Regions from separate parts of the Mus musculus genome. Here region 2 is linked to region 1. A link is a loop called in an ENCODE intact Hi-C map of the cell type or tissue named here. Cell type or tissue: left cerebral cortex. All regions are shown on one strand. Links, peaks and the distances in the headings refer to the core of each region. The heading gives the core; the rest is flanking DNA.

Region 1 (2,914 bases), core at 301-2,800:
AGAATTCTGTGCATAGATATGCATATACAATTTAAATGGAATTTCCTTATCTGGATTGACAACGACCCCTCTGAGACCCAAAGATCATGTAATGACGTTTTTACCTCAACATCAGGCATGTGAAGCCCTCCTTTGCATTGTTGGTGAGAACGTCTAAGAGACTCCCAAAACATAGAGCCTATTGTTATTGGCCTTGGTTGCCTCTCAGAGGTGTAAGGTAAGTCCCTATTGCTGAAGGTATCATGCACTTCAGATGTAGGACCCAGGGTTACCTGAGCTGGAACTAAGCCAAATGCCTTTCCCTAGAAACTAGTTTTCATGGTACCAGACAACGCCATGCAAGCTGCCAAGGGAAAGAAACAGCCAACAGTCCTACCCAGCCGTGTTGACTATGAACCACAGCCATGCTCAGCATGGTAAAATAGCCCTAAGGATGCAGCAGTTCTCTAACTGGGCCTAAGATCCTTTTTTTGTTTTTGGTTTTTCGAGACAGGGTTTCTCTGTGTAGCCCTGGATGTCCTGGAACTCACTTTGTAGACCAGGCTGGCCTTGCTTCCCGAGTGCTGGAATTTAAAGGCGTGTGCCACCATGCCCGGCTGGGCCTAAGAGCCTTAAACAAGAAGAAAACCAAGTCTTACAAGTATCTTAATTTCCCTTACTCGTTTTCTGTGACTAGGAGGCATGCATCTCATACTTGAACTTTACCTGAAGCTGGGAATGGTGGCTTGCTGCAAATTTGCAGTCAGCCTTGCCTGTACATGAGATCCAGGCCAGCCTAGGTTCCAGACTGAGAGTCAGTCTCAGAAGGAAAGCTGGTCCTTAGTAAGATTCTGGCTAATCAGAATATGAACACTGACACAACCTCAATACTCAAGGTCTCTTTTGAAATGTACAAGGATCAGAAGTCAGCCTGGGGGTGGGGTCGGGGTTCTGCACGCCTCTCCTGAGAAGACCGGGGACCAGCTCACCTGTGTCTCCAGCCAGGATGATAGACACGCACCGCAGAAAGCGCCTCTTCTCCCATTGTGGGCCCGCTTTCCTCTATGGAGTCAGCTCTCCTGAGCTGTGAACCACAGCCATTTCTGCAAGCTTTGGAGCCTGCGGGCTGAGGACATGAATGAACTGAGTCATTCCACAGAGCTTCATTAATTTTAAGGCAGTTTAAGATATCTGAGTCACAGGCTTCAGTCATTTAGACTTTCCCAGCTGCCACTGTGCTTGCCCACACACGTTTCTCTTCAAAGATTGCATCTGTGGCTAGATGTGTGGCACTGCCCACTCTCCATCAGTTTCTGAGAGAAATCAACCTCAGAGATGGATGCAAGGGTGACAAGATATCCATTTGCCGTGTGCATCTTAGCCTGCAGGAGGGTTTAATGAAATTAGCAGTCAGTTGTCTTCATTCACATTCATTCCACCACAGACATGTGAAATTCCAAATTCTATACCCAACATAATATTGTACCCAGCCTCCCAAGGAAGCTCAGCTATGCCATATGGTGACTCCACTCACTACACAATATTTAGCAACTTGGTGAACAAGGAATGAATCATATCTTAACCATCTTGGCCAAATATTGTTTTATATAGCAACAGTATTAGTAATATATATGTTTTACTAAAAAAAAAAAAAAAAAAAAAAAAAAAAAAAAAAAACAGTAGTACTTCCTGCTACGCCCACTGAAAATTAAGAACTAGACCTCACTGGAAGTAGACTGCACAATAAAAGAGTTCTTGCTCATTAGCAATCTTCAGTTCAACACTGCACTATACATACGATACTCATTAGCAATCTTCAGTTCAACATTGCACTGTACATATGATACATTCAGAATGTCTGCTTTTTCTTTTCCTCCAGAGCAGCTGCTAGGATTGAGCAATAGTCTCCCAGGGTAACAGAGCAAGGAATCCTGGGGCATTTCCCTGATTCTGAAAAACAAAGAACTTGTAGCCACAAGGAGAGGAGTCCTGAAGCTCTCTCCTTCCTACTAGAGAGAATCCCTTATAATCCCAGGAAAACAAAAGCCTTATCCAGTCTCTGTTGGGGGAAGGTGTCCTGTGGGGACTGGGTGACCACTTTCCTCCTGGAGCCTCAAGTTTGTCATTCAACAAAGATAATGAAAAAATTGTTAAAACATAATGTTGCAGGCTAAATCCTTGTTGTAGAAGATGTAGGGACTGTCTGGGACACGTACATTCACACACACACACAAACACACACACACACACACACACACACACACACACACACACACACACATAGTTATCATCCCATTCAGTAAACATACAAGTTGACAACTGAAAGATGCTGAGATTGTTGCAATCAAGTGTGATGTGACTCTGGTAGAGCCATATGCTGAGTAGACTATCTCACAAAGAATAGCAGCTCTACAGGAGAGTCCCTGAAGATGCCCAAAATGAAGTGTGAATGATCAAACATAATTAGGGAGGAAAAAATGTTATTTATTCCAGTCAAGAACTTGATCCTTTCTTATTGGAGAATAGAATGTAGTGACATAGAGTTGCAGGGAATAGGCTATCTTTATAGCAATCAAGGAATATGGGATAGCATTACTAAGCTAAAGCATTATTTTATGAATATCAAGGAAGGTTTTAAGGAATTCTATTCTACAGCAGCAGCAACTCATCTCACCCCACTCTTTTGAAAACCACTGTACCCATCTCAGTGGGAAAATTGTTAGCTGGGCAAAACTGAGCTGGTTAGAACTTGCAGGGAAGAAAACCACTGTACTTCATCTGGATTTTTCAGCATTCATACCTAGGAAAAAGAAGCCACTGTCTTCAGTCTTGGGGAGAAAGGGGGATAGCTACACTATAACGCTCATTGAGTGAAGAACTGGCCAGACCCTTCCTCAGAAACCTAAGTGACTGAGATGGAAGGGACTTAAGTATC
Region 2 (2,914 bases), core at 174-2,673, 71 kb after region 1:
TTGTCTTATTGACAGTGTCTTTGCAATTTTATGAGGTCCCATTTGTCAATTCTTGACCTTACAGCACAAGCCATTGCTGTTCCGTTTAGGATTTTTTTTCCCCCTGTGCCCTTATCTTTGAGGTTTTTCCCCACTTTCTCCTCTATTAATTTCAGTGTCTCTGGTTTTATGTGGAGGTCTTTGATCCACTTAGACTTGAGCTTGGTCACACACTTCCTAAATGATAAAACCATAACCTGTTGTAAAGCTACCTGACTCCCCACCACATACCTCTTTTGATAATGAAAGCAAATGAGGCTAAAATCAAGGACAGAAGAAATGCATCCATTTCTAGGGGATGAGTTGTCTAGGAAGAGAGGACTGCACAGCCTACACTTCCTGCTTGTTTGGGAGACAGACCTTCCATCCTCAGAAGGAGAGTGGGCCCTGCTCAGCTACCACGGGAGCTGATTCACTGCAAGCCTGACTGTTTGATCAGAAAGAATGGCGTGGGTGGTCGTGTCCCAGACAGAAGACACTTGTCCAGATGGAGACGCGCCTGTACACTTGGATCTGCAGCAGACTTGGATCTGCTCAGCTTGTTTCCGGATCCTTGGGCTGCTCTCTTGATTGAATAGACTGCTGAGGTGGTGGCAGCCTGGAGCCCTGCCTTGAGGAGTTCTTGGATCTCTGAAGTAGGGCCCTGGTGAAGAGTGTCCAGAGGCCATAGCCAGTTGTGTTGAGAGAAACAGAAGACCTTTCTTTGATGAAGAGATTTGGACAGAGACAATAGTGGGCAACGGATGCTATTTATACAACACCCATCTGGTGAGCATTCTGGGTGCTTCCCTTCAGGCACACACTGAAACACAGCAGGTTTTCAGGCTAAGGACTGTCTGCCAGTGTTGAGCAGCCTAGAAGAGTGTGTTGCTCAGAACTACCTAACTATATGGAGGACCATCTGACACAGACCTCTTTTTCTTCCACATCATGTTCATCATTGTCAGACAGTGCACAGAGCCGTTCTATGCTATGTGCTAGGTGGTTTTGATATCTTGCTGAGTAGTTGTCATGCAGTCAGTATCTAGATGAGGTGGTATACATAAAGATGAAGTAACATACTCCAGAGGCATGGGATACTTTGGCTAGCTGACGCAACTATAGTCTCTGCCAGCTTTACATAGGTGGTAGGTGCTGTGCCTCTGATCTCACAGCCCAGGCAGGTTCATGCCGTGCTTCACACTCTTTGCCCCTGACTCACTGTTTCTTCCTGGAGGGGAAAAATCCTAAAATTTATCTTCCTAGAGAGCCAAGAAGACTGCTGCTCTCATTGGCCCACACAAGAGATGCTATGTCGCTTCAGTTCCCTGGAATTTGCAGGCAAATGTTACCCGGTTTTTTGTTTTTTTTTTTTTTTTTTTGGCAAAGCTAGAAGAACATGCCATATTCACAATGCCTGACTAGAGTACTAGGAAATGGGGCCCCCTCCTCCTGCCACCTCCAACTTCCTCTGCTCTCTTTCTGTCTTTCCATTCTTCCTACAAGTACCTCCGGGCCTGGCCAACGGCTTCACATCCACAGCCAAAGGAACAGCACTTCTGGCTCTTCCATGCTTTTTTGGAAGTCCCGTGGGAGTCTCTCTGGGTGTGGTGAAAACCTAAAATGTTGTCTGTCAAGGTTAGCCTGGCACCCTGCAAGTGACAGGAAGAAAAAGAGGGTCAGTACACGGTCTCAGAGCCCTTTGAAAGCCTTTCTCCAAGATAATGGAGGAGAATATTAGAGACCTCAGACCTACCTAAATCTGGAGGACCCCAGAAAAATCAGCACAATTTAGCTTTCCTGTAAGCTCATCGGAAGGAAAGCCAGGAACAAATACAGAGGGGAGAAAGGAGTGGAAGCATCCATCATTTCCTGCCTTCCTAGAGGGGATGGGTCTCTCCCAGGGACAGTGCTCTGGACTAGACAGAGAGGCAATGTAGTTAGTTCAGACTTCTCGTGGAACAGGCTGTGACTCGGCAAATTGTTTGTCTCTCTGGGTCTAAAAAAACATTCCTTGACATTCTAAATTTCCACCCAGGCCTGTTATGAAAGCCAATTTTAACTGTCAATTGATTAGATTTAGAAATATCAAGGACACTAAAATATATACCTTTGGGTGTGTCCATGAAGATATATGTCCAGAAATAGTCAACTGATGAGGGCAGACCCTCCCTTCCTTAAATGTATGGGCAGCATCATGTGTGTGGACCTTTGACTGAATAAGTAGAAGAGAGGGATAAAGTGGTGAGTGCTGGCATTCCATGGTCTTGCTTCTGAATCCATTAGGAATCAGTCCCATCAAGAGGAGTCCCAGGTCTGTGTTCCATCATGAGTAGACATAGCCTCTTTAGTTATGAACCAAAAGGAAACTTTCCCCATTTCACTGTTTCTCTCAGGTGCTTAATCTCAAGAAAGAGAAAAGAAGTTAATACAGGTAGAGAGACTCACTATAGACCAATGCATTCTCACTCTTTAATCTGAGTTAACAATAGTGGGGTCCAATGCATAGTTTTATGATGTGAACTCTGTATGAGAGTTTCTCTGCTGGCTCTGAGTTAAAAAACTTCACAGGTTCTCATTCCACCATTAGACCCCTGTTTTCTTAGGACACGAATGTGGATTAAGAAGACCATCATTGGTCAATGGTCACCTTGAGCCATTAGCACTGATGATTGGACTAAGTGTGTGAGTGGAAGAGAACAAATGGGAAGAAGAGAATATGTGAAGAGGTAGAATGGATGGCTGTGTTGTGTGTGCAGTTTTCAGTTAAGTCTTCCAGCAGGACCAGTTTGCATCATGGAGGAGAATTACATTATTTAGTGGAGTTTGGTGAAGTAACTTAGTAATGACTGTCAAGGGAGAGAGTGCTAGTTCTGGATCTACCACTAACTGACAC

The links. Peaks named below come from ENCODE experiments on the same cell type or tissue, not always from the same donor. Only the 100,000 strongest peaks of a DNase experiment are listed, where the experiment ranks them.
Region 2: it touches region 1 in a loop (14-fold over the local background); 2 of 42 quality-filtered maps call a loop at or near these places.

The regions. Positions count from the first base shown.
Region 1 is chr12:15,831,092-15,834,005 of GRCm38, reverse strand. Gm5432 (a long non-coding RNA gene) reads right to left here. Exons shown (of 3, transcript XR_001780551.2): 2 at 969-1,361. Among named protein-coding and RNA genes, the nearest start is that of Gm5432, 16 kb to the right of the region's middle. In left cerebral cortex, for the core only: no CTCF peak of the experiment used is centred there; DNase peaks (open chromatin) are centred at 1,209 and 1,842; H3K27ac peaks cover 626 bases.
Region 2 is chr12:15,759,547-15,762,460 of GRCm38, reverse strand. No RefSeq gene overlaps it. Among named protein-coding and RNA genes, the nearest start is that of Mir6387, 40 kb to the left of the region's middle. In left cerebral cortex, for the core only: no CTCF peak of the experiment used is centred there; DNase peaks (open chromatin) are centred at 516, 784 and 1,518; H3K27ac peaks cover 1,836 bases.